2 separate regions of the Homo sapiens genome follow, and region 2 is linked to region 1. The links are chromatin contacts, found by Hi-C or POLR2A ChIA-PET in ENCODE. All regions are on one chromosome and are shown on one strand. Each heading gives the region's core, a stretch centred on a gene start or an enhancer-like site at or near the end of the contact. The rest is flanking DNA. Distances are from core to core; before and after follow the strand shown. Region 1 holds the start of CLGN (calmegin). Region 2 overlaps MAML3 (mastermind like transcriptional coactivator 3).

The links. Hi-C counts contacts between places; a loop is a spot of excess contacts on that map. ChIA-PET counts read pairs that join two places held with the same protein, here RNA polymerase II (POLR2A). Pooled maps may share reads with other maps.
Region 2: a pooled map shows a loop between it and region 1 (3-fold over the local background). The contact joins the enhancer-like site here to the promoter of CLGN in region 1. A Hi-C loop is called at or near these places in 1 of 50 pooled maps. POLR2A ChIA-PET finds 5 or more read pairs at or near these places in 2 of 52 experiments (H1 and WTC11).

The regions. Positions count from the first base shown.
Region 1 is chr4:140,424,928-140,430,922 of GRCh38, reverse strand. CLGN (calmegin) reads left to right here and starts at 3,275. Exons shown (of 15, transcript NM_004362.3): 1 at 3,275-3,386. RefSeq lists an enhancer at 4,069-4,118.
Region 2 is chr4:140,045,978-140,051,972 of GRCh38, reverse strand. The region is part of intron 1 of MAML3 (mastermind like transcriptional coactivator 3); the gene reads left to right. All of the region lies in intron 1 of LOC124900783 (a long non-coding RNA gene), which reads right to left. Among named protein-coding and RNA genes, the nearest start is that of MAML3-AS1, 79 kb to the left of the region's middle. RefSeq lists enhancers at 2,138-2,673, 2,674-3,210. Within about 2 kb of position 2,557, at least 29 of the 41 ENCODE cell types and tissues checked have a DNase peak (open chromatin) inside an H3K27ac peak, as active enhancers do.

The DNA of each region.
Region 1 (5,995 bases), core at 2,026-4,525:
TCACTACTGCAATGGCATCAAGCCACCTACGAGGACAGGACCTTCATGACCCAAATACCTCCCATTAGGCCCCACTTTCCAGCACTGCCACACTGGGGACCAAATTTCAACATGAGTTTTGGTTGGGACAAACCAACCATATCCAGGCCATAATACATACACATGTAAGTCTATATAGAATCTATTCTGTTCCATTGATTTGTTTGCCTTGATACTAATACTCTTTGATAACTCTTTGATAACTATAGCTGTATATCATTCTATAAATCCTAAAGTCGGGTAGTGTTTCTGAGGGGGGTTATCTTGAGACACAAGAAAAAAACTCAGCATGGGCTCATTCTGCCAACTATATAGTTTAACCAGACGAATTCTGGGAAAAACAATGATGACTATTGTCATTACTATTATTTACTATTGTTTGATATTTTTGTTAAAGTAATAAGGAAAAAAACCTCAGAAAATAAGTATAAATATAAGAAAGAAAAGATCATTTTCTGCCATAGACATAATTATACATCTTGAAAATAAAAGTCAACCCACTGGAAATACTTGTGGAATACTTTGTTTCCTTTTCTCTATTTTCTGCACCATTAAAAAGCACATTCCTAAACATATGAAAATATACAAACATTTTTAAAGTATTATTTGAATTATCTAGGTTCTGAGTCCACTCATTGTATTTGAGTTAAAACTTCATTCTGCATAGCTCTTTAATCCTGATAATCGAGGCATTTCCTATATTCTGCATTTTTCAAGTGGCAAGGTGTTGTGGAAAGGGCACAGGCTTTGAATCCTCACTCTGCATCTTAAGATCTGTGTGAATAAGTTATGTAACTGATCTGGGTCTATTTCCTCATAAGTAAAATAAGGATGATACCTGTGGGTCAATTGCATATAGCAACTTGCACATAGTAGAACATTAATAAAACACAGCTCTGATTTTGATTACAAAACAGGCTTCCAACAGGACATCACTCTGTTCCATCAAGGAGCATGAACCTTTCTGCTTTTTTTTTTTTTTTTTTTTTTTTTTTTTTTTGACACAATGTCTCACTCTGCCATCCAAGCTGGAGTGCAGTGGCACTATCTGGGCTCACTGCAACCTCTGCCTCCTGGGCTCATCCCACCTCAGCTTCCTCCCACCTCAGCTTCCCAGGTAGCTAGGACTACAGGCATGCACCACCATGCCCAGTTAAATTTTTTGTATTTTTTTGTAGAGATGGGGTTTCATCATGTTTCCCAGGCTGGTCTCAGGCAGCTCGGCTCAAGTGATCTACCTGCCTCAGCCTCTCAAAGAGCTGGGATTACATGCATGAGCCACCATGCCAGGTCACCTTTCCTGCTTTTTATGTTTTTCTAGATTTCTGATTACTCTAGTCCCTCCAATCTTGATTACATTGCCTTGGTCTCTTCCCAAATCTCTCTTCAACTTTGATGTGTCAGAACACTTCACGACTCTACCATTCAGCATTACATTCTGGGACTCCTCCGCTTGTATTATTAAACACTACATCACTCTCAAAAGCCATACCCCTTGTCTTATTTGCAGATTATTCTTTCTCCTCTGACATTATCACATTGTATTATTCTGATGAAAAGTTGCCTATTAAACAAATTATAAATATTATATTCAATCATCCTTTCAATAAGTGGCAAATAATTTTGGAGATATGTTAAGGCCTTAAATTTCAAGGTTAGAGATTAGATTTCATGCTGTGGGTAATGAAGGGTCATTGGAAACTATTGAATGAGCTGAGGATTAAACTACGAAGTGTAGGTGGGAGGCTCTGAAGGGGGGCAACTAGTTAGGTAACTCTGAACAACAGTTTCTAAAGTAGTGAGAATCTAAACTAGAGAAATGGCACAGGGACTGGAGGGGGTGAGGACCTCTTTTAGATGATTTTATGGAGTTAGAGTTTAATTTATGGAGGCAGTGAATGTAGCAGCCAAAGAGTAAAAAAATGTTCTCAAGGTTTTGAGTACTATGTGACCAAGAAGATACTACTAAATCTTGCAAAAATTCACTATTCTTACATTTTTAGTTTTCAGCTTCCTCACTGCAAACTTTGAATGGATCCTTTAAAAAATCCCTCTCTAGCAGTTCAAGTGTATTTGTTATGGGCCACAGAAGTATGTTGAATAATAGAAGTCAGAAGGACGGAAGAAAGAAATAAAGGGTATAATATTGTTACAAAGTATCTCAAACAAAATGTCTTTTTAACCAGTAAATTTTAACACTATCCAAACACTCTCCCAGAGATGACAAAGTCAAAAGTTTAGAAATGCTGGTCTTAATTAGTGAAGCAATGTGAAAAAACTCAGTGATCTTGACCCCTAGCCAATAATGATACGTTGTGCACGGAATGCCACCAAACCCTTAAGATTGAAACTCTTCAACAAGGGTCTTAGACTCACAAGTCAATTAAATGTTGTTAATTAATCTTCCAATAAAATTAAATTGTTATACCAAATTCAAAGTCAAGATTTACTATAAAATATTAAGTAGTAAAATTAATATTGATCCAATATATAAAAGGCAAAGCAGCTTGTGATTGCATAATCATAGCATAAACTACGTTTATGCTAAGATTTATTTCAATGTGTTTGAAACTACAGGCTCTGAGAGAGACAGGCCTGATTTACATCCCGTTTCCACTGTTTACATGTTGTGTAACTTCGAGCAAGTTGCCATCAGTTTCATCACCTGGGTTGCCACGAAGGTTAAACAATGAATGTAAGCCCCTTAGAGCACAATGAACACAATAAATGTTAGCAGCTCTTATTAATAGTGTTGTTCGAGAGAAAAAGAACATATTGTTTTATATACAATGTATTTATTAACACTTAACGCATCTGTATTTGTCATATACACACACCAGACAGGAAAGCTCCTTATTAATCACCATGACTGCAGATCTGTTAACATCTAGAACTCTGGAGAAAACCTAGAGCCCTAATCTTGCTGCACTTATTACTGGACGTTGTTCATAAATATGATTTACATAAAATTCAGGACCCAATCATTGCGCAACAGGAGGTAGCACGGTCTGCAGAGAGGGCGGGAGCTCAGAGGAGGAAAAGTCTTCGGACTTGCAGGGGGAATTCCTCCTGGGCTAACCCGGGAGCGGGGTCCAGGCCACAACCGGCCGGCGGCGGCACAGGCTCCATGTGCGGCTCCCCCTGGAGGCGGTTGAGCCCCTCGGAGCAGGAGCGCGTAGCACACACCTCGGGCCGCCACCGCCTCCCGCCCGCCACCGCACGCGCACGCGCGGTTAGTAGTCGCTGCTGCGCGGCCGCCGGCGGGACTGGTCTGAAGAGACGCGGGGACCAAGTGGCAACGACTTGGACATCTGAGCTGTCACTGCCGAAAACAGGCCGCAAGAGAGGTGCGTGAGCAGCAGGCCGCGTTCCCGCTGTCCCGCTGCCCTTTGCGCGCAGATTGGGGTGAGGAAGCGGAGTCGTTGCTGCTTCCCCCAGGCACCCCGTTACTTTGCCGCCAGAGGGCTGAACCGGTCGGGGCCAAGTGAGGGTGGATGTTGAGTCTGGCGATGGGGCTGCAGCGAGCTAGGGTCTTGACTGGGCTCTGGCGGCCCCGTGGGTGGACGCAGGAGGTGGTGCCACCTGGGACCCTTTGTGTCTTCAGCACCGCCGCATCCACCTGCTGCGCCCGGGCTGGGGCGGACGAGCACGGGGACAGCTAGGTGCCTAGCCCGGCCGGCCTCCCCTGCGGGCTTGAGGAGCCACCGGGAGCCGAGGCCGTTATTCCAGCGGTTGCCATTGCAGCCCCGTTCCACGCTTGAGCCCGGGGCGCTCTCCCAATGGTTGTAGAGGGGGCCCGGGGCGCGTCTGGGCGCTGCTCACTCTGCTGACTGCTCCTTACAGAAACCCAAACGAGATCAAAATAGGCTCGGCTGTCTCAGTCTCCACCTATGTGGAAGCGAAGGGACCCCACTTCACGGCGGTGGGGCCAGGGACTGTTGGCCGCTCCCTCGATACCCGCGCAGAGCCCATTGTGCGCCGCCGGGGGGCGGGCGAAAGGGCTGGGTTGAATCCAGAGAGGCCCTAATTACTAGACTCATTATCGCCCCAGGCCTGTTTACCATCAATCAGACACTTTCGCTGATTTTATTTATAGCATCTGCCCAAGCAACAAAGAGGAGGTGTTTGCTTGGGAGTTAAAAGCAAATGGCAACCAAAGCTCAGGACTGGGAGAGAAAAGGTAAATAACGTGGCCACAGGAAGAAGTCTCAAATTAGAAAAGAGTTCATTAACGTATAAACTTTTTGTTGCTTAAAAGCAGGCAAAATCCCGATCTCATCTGATGATTTTGCTTGTTTTACAAATGTCGACATCACTCGAGGTAGCCCTCCTTTGGGTCATTGTAAGTTTGACCTGTTTTCAGTTTGGAGTTTTGCCTTCACGTCTTATTGGTTTGATCTTCCAGTAACATTTAGATCTCATCTCCAAATCCTCAGAACAAGATATTCTGTACTCTCTGTCTTAGCTAGTTGATAAGGTTAATTATTGTGTGTAAATGATGTAAGTATGTTGATGCATTTGTCTAGAAATTGAAGTGTTGTAAGTTAGCTGTAGTACTTTTTAAGTACCTAATAAATACTGGTGTTTTTAAATAGAAAACTAGAATTATGAACTTTAAAGAATCTTTGGATTGTCTAGTTCACGTCACAAATGAGAAAACAGGCCCACAGCAGTTTTTATCACTTGTCTTTTTAATAATAAAACTAGAAACTTGGTGCGATTGTGCCATGTTGGGTGTACTTTTTATTATATCATTCTACATTGCATTCCTGAAGCCACATGACAACTAAAACTTTAAGTAATAGGTGATTGTCAAACACCACTTCTGGAATATACCAGTGTTGGTCGGATCCTCAGTCAGCCATTAAAACTGAATAACAGCAGAAAGGCATCGCAGTTATAAGAAATAGCATGTACAAAAAGTGTGTTAAATAGGTGTGTTGAGAGTGAAAGAAGGCCCGGCGCGGTGGCTCACGCTTGTAATCCCAGCACTTTGGGAGGCCGAGGCGGGCGGATCACCTGAGGTTAGGAGTTGGAGACCAGCCTGACCAATATGGTGAAACCCCGTCTCTACTAAAAATACAAAAATTAGCCGGGCATAGTGGCGCGCGCCTATAATCCCAGCTACTCGGGAGGCTGAGACAGGAGAATCGCTTGAACCAAGGAGGCAGAGGTTGCAGTGAGCCGAGATTGTGCCACTGCACTCCAGCCTGGGTGACAGAGCAAGACTCCATCTCAAAAAAAAAAAAAAAAAAAAAAAAGGAATTACAAAAATGTGTCACAGAAACATAAAGTGACTATAGTGTTGGAAAAATGGCAGCTGTAGACTTGTTCAATGCAGTGTTGCCAGAAACCTTCAATTTGTGAAAAATGCAATAAATCAACGTGCAGTAAAATGAGGTATGCCTGTATGTACACACACACACACACACACACACACACACACACACACACCCTATTGATTCTGCTTCTCTGATGAACTCTGACTAATAAAATGACTCTCCTCCAAGTAATGATTCAGGGATTCTGCAACTTCCTACCTTGGAATTTTGCCGTTTTCAACCATGACCTTCAAAATTGCTTGCATCAAACCAGAAGGGGAAAGATCATAAAGAATTATAATTCATAATTATAGGAAGTTTTTATGGGCAAGGGCTGACAATGGCATACAGGTCTTCTATTTACATTCTGTTGGCTGGAACCAGGTAATGGTCACATCTAGTGCCAAGGAAATTACCCTTGTGATCAGCCAGCAACTTCTCCCACACTATACAACACATATTGCATATCCTGTGATTGTCTTTTCTTTGTGTGCCTTACTTACCTTTGATGTGACAGTGAGCATTACTTCAATACCAGTACATGAGCTGCACTTTATAATTTGTAATTTGGGGGTGGTAGTGGAGATCCAGTAGGGTTTTTAGGAGATATTGGTGTAATTATTTAAAGTAGACCA
Region 2 (5,995 bases), core at 1,308-3,807, 380 kb after region 1:
AGGTATCAGTAAGAGGTCTGAGATAGTCCTCACAGGGCTTCAGAGAGAATTGCCTGGTTCTGGTGGCCCAGTGGCTAAGTCACGGGCTTTAAATCAGGAAGCCTGGTTCTTATCCCGGCGCCTCCACTAGCTTGCTCTGTGACGTTGGATGAACTGCTGAGCTCCTCTGTTTCTCAGTGGGAAAATGAGAATAGCACAATGTAACATCCAGTTATTCCAAGTAGAATGGTTGGGAATAAAAAGCAAAATATTTGCATAACACTTCAAGCATCCAGAAAGAAGGGTAATATTTAAATTTTCAGCATTACTTCTGTTCAGTGTGTACCTATCTTGGTGAAGATTCGTTAGATATTCTTTGTCAAAAATGAAACAAGCTGTACCTCCTGAACCATTAATTTAATTTTTTTTTTTTTTTGAGACTGAGTCTCATCTCTGTCACTCAGGCTGGAGTGCAGTAGCTCGATTTCGGCTCACTGCAACCTCCGCCTCCTGGATTCAAGCGATTCTCCTGTCTCAGCCTCCCAAGTAGCTGGGATTACAGGCATGTACCACCACGCCTGGCTAATTTTTTTGTATTTTTAGTAGAGACAGGGTTTCACCATGTTGGCCAGGCTGGTCTCGAACTCCTAACCTCAGGTGATCCACCTGCCTCAGCCTCCCAAAGTGCTGGGATTACAGGCATGAGCCATTGTGACTGGCCTGAACCATTAATTTTATAATCATCTGACTTACTGCTCTTGACACCTTTAAGATGGTTTTAAACTCAGTGTCTATTTTAGGGTAAGTCAAGGGTTCTGTTAATGATTTTGTTTCTTGCCCTTCCTAGACTTATAGATATTGTCCTCAACATAGAGGAATTTTTGCTATGCCTTCAGAGAAGTATAACTGACTTCCATAATTAAATGGATTTCTTTCTCAATGGGAGGGAATTTCTGCCATCTGACTAAATGCATAGAGTAGAAGGGATGGATTAACTAACAAGCTATTGTATAAACTGGAAGTGGAGTTTCTAGATACCTTGATTGTACTAGTGCTTCATATCATATTTTTCCCTGTATAGCAAAATTCAGTGGATACTGAGTAAAACTTTCATTTTTTTTCCAGGATAACTTCATTGGGTATCAAACAGGATTAACAAGTAATTTCAAGGTAGCGATTCTGAAGGAGGTGTGGGCTCTTCTCAGACTATGTTTTCTGCCTCTTTTGTATAGAATCGCTGCGAGAGTTGGTCACTTTATAGATTGACAGCGTGTTGTATTCCCATGGGTGAGGACTCCTGCCTATAGAAGGCCCTGATTTATAGGTTCAGAGGCCATCCTTAGAATGAGGGGGCTGAAAATTTCCTTCTCCAGGTGTTAGCCCAGAGCAGAGAGAAATGTGTTCAGTGGAGCCCACGGCAGTGGAACACATGGCTGCTTTGGAGAACCTGGGAGGCGGTGCGAGGATGTACAGCTGTACCCCGAGCAGTAGGTGTCACTGTAGTCAGTGGCTTTTACTCCTCAGAGCCTAAGGGGTTAATTGGGTCTGGTTTAGAAGGGCAGACAGAGGCCCATCTGTGCCCTCCAGAGTGTTGGGCTTTGTCTCTAGGGCACCAGTTGACTCCAATGAAAGACCCAAGTTGACTCCCATTTTTTTCTCTACGAACGAAAGAAGGATGCTTTCCCATTTATATTTTAGGGTCTAAGGCTAGGCTGTTAGATGTTATGCAGTGGGGTGGGTTGGGATGGATAAGTAGGTGAGATAATCCTTCTAAAGTTTGGCGGGAAGACCTAGAATAGAGGGGAAGGCAAATTCTATTAAGAGAAATGAAAGAATATGGAATAGCAGAATACATTTCCTTGTTGTTATTGGCAATGAGCCCTGTTATATTCAGGCAGTGTGAGCTTTCAGAACTTCTATCAGCATCCTTCTTAGAAATTTCCCTTTTACCACAAAGGAGGCAAAGGAAAAAAAAATCTTTCTAGCAGAGATGTTTCTCTGCTAGATTTCTCTTTTGCCACTTTCCACTCCAGAAAGTTAATTTTCAAATGCTAAAATGGATTTTAAGATTTAGAAATAGCTACTGTGTTGACTAATTAAAAAAAAAAATCCTGTGATTACGTAGCCAATTGCTTTTTCAAGTACACCCACTTTTACTTTTTCTTTTCTAGTAACACCCTGGTGTGAAAACAAAGTAAAACCGAGTAAACTCACTGTAGAATTTTAGATGCATCTTATCTCTTATTTTTTGCCTAGATAACCATCTTTCTCCCCACCCACCATCCAGGCAGCACAGTGTAGTCTGTCCTTTTAAAAAAAAAGGAAGGCAACATGTATGATTTATACGTAGATACTCATTAAAAATAACTCCTGTCCAGTCTTTGCTCTTCCCCCATAGCCTGCCTGTTGGTTGTTGTTAACACCCTGATTAAGCCTTGCTCTTAATAGTACAATATATTAAGCTCAGCCTGCTCTCTCTTCCCCCCTCCTCTGTTCTCCCTGTGAGTGAGTGGCTCGTTTTAAACCATCCGCACACTTGCTGAGCCAGGTGGCGTTGCTTCCTGCCTCTCCTGCTCGCTGTTGCTAAGTGAGAGGCACCATATCACACATAAAGCTGAACCAATAGCATCCTGACCCCCATAGGCTGGTAAAAGCTGAAGAAAGAGAATCCCACAGCGTTGTCTGTGACCGGTGGGTCCTCCTCTCCCTCCCACCTTTTCTTTTCCAACAGGAAAGGGAGGCGGCGAGGGAGATGGTAGGAGGAAGAGGGAAGAAAGAATGGGGGAGGTGAATCCTAATATGCCTTGCTGTACTTGCGATAAATGCCATTTTTTTTTCTTTGTGAAGAAAAGGAGTGGTAGCTTCTCTTGTGCAATCACAGAGCAGCAGATGCGCTTCTTTCTGCCCCCAAACTGCCTGTGTTGACAAAGCTCAAACTCTGAATAAAGACGTCTGTTGACCTGCATATCTGCTTTGCTCCTCTCTCTTTTTCTTTCTCTCTTGCTATGAATCTTTGAATCCCCACAGTTTTGCACATCTTGGCACCCCTGTTCATTCTTCCTCTTCACCTTTCTTGTTTCATTTCTGTCTCACAGTATTCTTTCCAGAAAGCATTTCCTTTGAATGTAAAAATTAGCAAAGTATTCCGTATATCGTCTTGTGAGGAAGTCATCAGATCATCCTAGGGAATGGGGCAAGGGAAGGGGAATATTTATAAAGGGGATTTTAAAAAACTCGTTACGATTTTCAGTCTTGGCAGGGTCTAAGCAAGCACAAAGTGAAATGTGAAAGGCTGTTCTTAACTGGATAACTGCCAGTATAGACAGCCAGTGGTATAGTTGAGATTATACAGAGGAAATGACCTTTCTCCTGTAATTACCTGGATATTTTTGGCAACATCAGACCCAAGTTACCTGGGTAATTATGGCTTTGTAGATCTGACCTTAGGACAAAACAGATTCCAGTTAAGTTTTCCATGGAAAACATTTGCTATCTTTGGTAATAAACCTAGTGAAGGCACCCACTGTTTTTGCAACCATGGGAAGCCCAGTTACAAGGAGACTTTCTTCAGTTCTATGCCCAGTAGGTTCCCAATAAATTTCTCCTGACCTTTTGGAGATGGCTTTATTATTTGGTCACTTGTATGCCTTTTGAAAAGATAACCTGTGTTTATTTCTGAATCAAGGGTATTGAGGTTTCCTGTAACCTCTTGCTGAATTTGCACATGTTTTGGGAAGATATCAAAAGAATGATATTCATCCTTAAACTGTCCATTTCCCTCAAGAAATTTCCCTTTCATTCTTGAAATACTGCCCTACTATTGGGCCAGAAATCCAGTCCACTCACTCAGGATCACACAGAAAAGTGATCATTAGTCTCCCACTCCACCTGCTTTTTCCCAGCGTTTACACTAACTTTTGTGTTTGTTTGAACCAAAACTAAAATGTCTTCGTAAAGGGACATTTAAAGGAAGTATGTGGGGTCAGATTAAGCAAAAGGGAATTCCTGGGGAAAAGCCTTACCAAATGTTGAGAACTGGAATGTTTTTGTTCTTGTCTGAAGAGCCTATCTTTTTCTTAGTATCACGAAGTTAAAGATGGCCATTGCCGCCAGCGCTGACTTACAATATTTAAAGCTAAAATTCACAGACAGTCTTCAAACTTCACTCCATTTAAGTTCAGTCTCCTCCAAGCTAAACCAGAGCTATTTACAGGTATCCAAATGCTTAGATCTGAGCAGCGCGTCCATCTTCTGCTGTGCCCATTTTGGGGGTGGGGGGTGGGTGTAAATATCAAACTCAAGCTCCAAGAGCGGGCAAAGAAGTTTAAAAATAAAGGACTGGCCGGCAAGTCCTGTAAAACTGGCTTGTCCTGCAGTTGGCCGGTTGGTTGGGATATTATTAGGTATTATTCATTCATCGCTCTTCTATTTTGTGCTCAGCCCTGTGCTGAGAGTTTGGAGCTGGAAGCTCAGCGTGAGCCACGTCCTGGCTCCGCGCCTTCATCTCTGGGTTGCAGCCCTCTCGGTTTCACCAACTTCATTATTCAGATACGGGCGCTGCAATTCCGCCAAGTAAACCTGCCAGGACCAGCTCCTCTTGCTTCTCTTCTTCCTGGTGTATAATTCTCTGCCTTGAAATCCCTGCTTCACACCCACCTCCGCTGCCCTGAATTTCCTAACTCAGCCAGCCAAGCACAAATCCCTCTAAGTCCCTCAGTGCGTTCCCCCCAAATCTGCACTTGCCCAACAGTCTGTCTAGGCACTAGCTATGACATCGCTCTGGATACCTGATCAGTCCTCTGCTTTGTCCCCCTGTGTCTTTGCTTAGGCGGCACCCTCCTTCCAGACCGTTTCTCCCCTGATCTCTCCCTGTGGAAATCTTGGCCTCAAAAGCCCATCTCAAATGCAGTTTCTTCACTGAAACCCTTCTCCCAGTCTCTCAGACGGCATCTTCCAGTCCTTCGAAACACCATGGCCACTTTTTTCCGACCTCTCCTTCAGAACTTTCCACCTTCTACTTAGAGTTGTCTTTACTGTTCCCTTGGTAGTACCAACAGCAGCTCAGAGGAGGTGTTTAGCCACTCTCCTATATTCCACACGAGCCTCTCTGCAAAATTGCCTCAAATAAATATATAATATATATAGACTGCATTTACTATGCAAACACAGCTTCAGTACAGTCCCCCCTACCCCTCCCCCTGCCCTTTGCGACCCAGTTGCCAACCCTAAATTCCTCCTTTGTAGAAAATGTGAAACCGGATCCTCCCTACTTTATCTTAAGTGATTCAGGCCCAGAGCTGTGTCTTCCTCATCTTTGTATTTCCCAGTATTTGTATTTCTCACTTAATGTAACTGTCTTGCAGCCAGTAGGCACTGAAGAAATGCCTGTTGAATTGTTACGTAACGAAGACCAGAAAACCTGAAAGATTATGTCTATAATTCGCCAGGTTTTCAAACTGTATGTGTAGAGAAGAATGAAGTTTTCTGTGAATATTTTAAATTAGATAATGAGATCACAAAGAAGTTCAATTAAATCTTATTTATCAGTCAGGAGAGCCTAGGTGATGGTATAGTAACAAAGAACCCCCAAATCTTAGTGGTTTAAAGCAACAAAAATTTAGTTCTTGCTCATGTTTATTGTGGGTTGGTGGGGAGACGAGATTCTGCTTATCATTGTTACTCAGGGACCCATTCTCACAAAACTAGCCACGATCTCACACTAGTGGTTACGCTGAAGGAGAAAGAGCTCCAGAGGGTCTAACATCAGCAATTTAATGTCCCTGCCCAGAAATGGTCCCCATCACTCTGCTCACAACTTATTTGTCAGAACTAGTAACATGACCTCATCTAACCACACAAGAGCCAGGAAGTACAGCTCTTCCATGTGCCTGAAAGATAATTAGAAATATTTAGACCATAGCATAAATAACTCCCATGTTTTATTATTCTCTCAGGGTTTTTAGAGGGCATTTATATTTCATATTGACTTTGGAAGCATAGAGAATATTCATGCAAT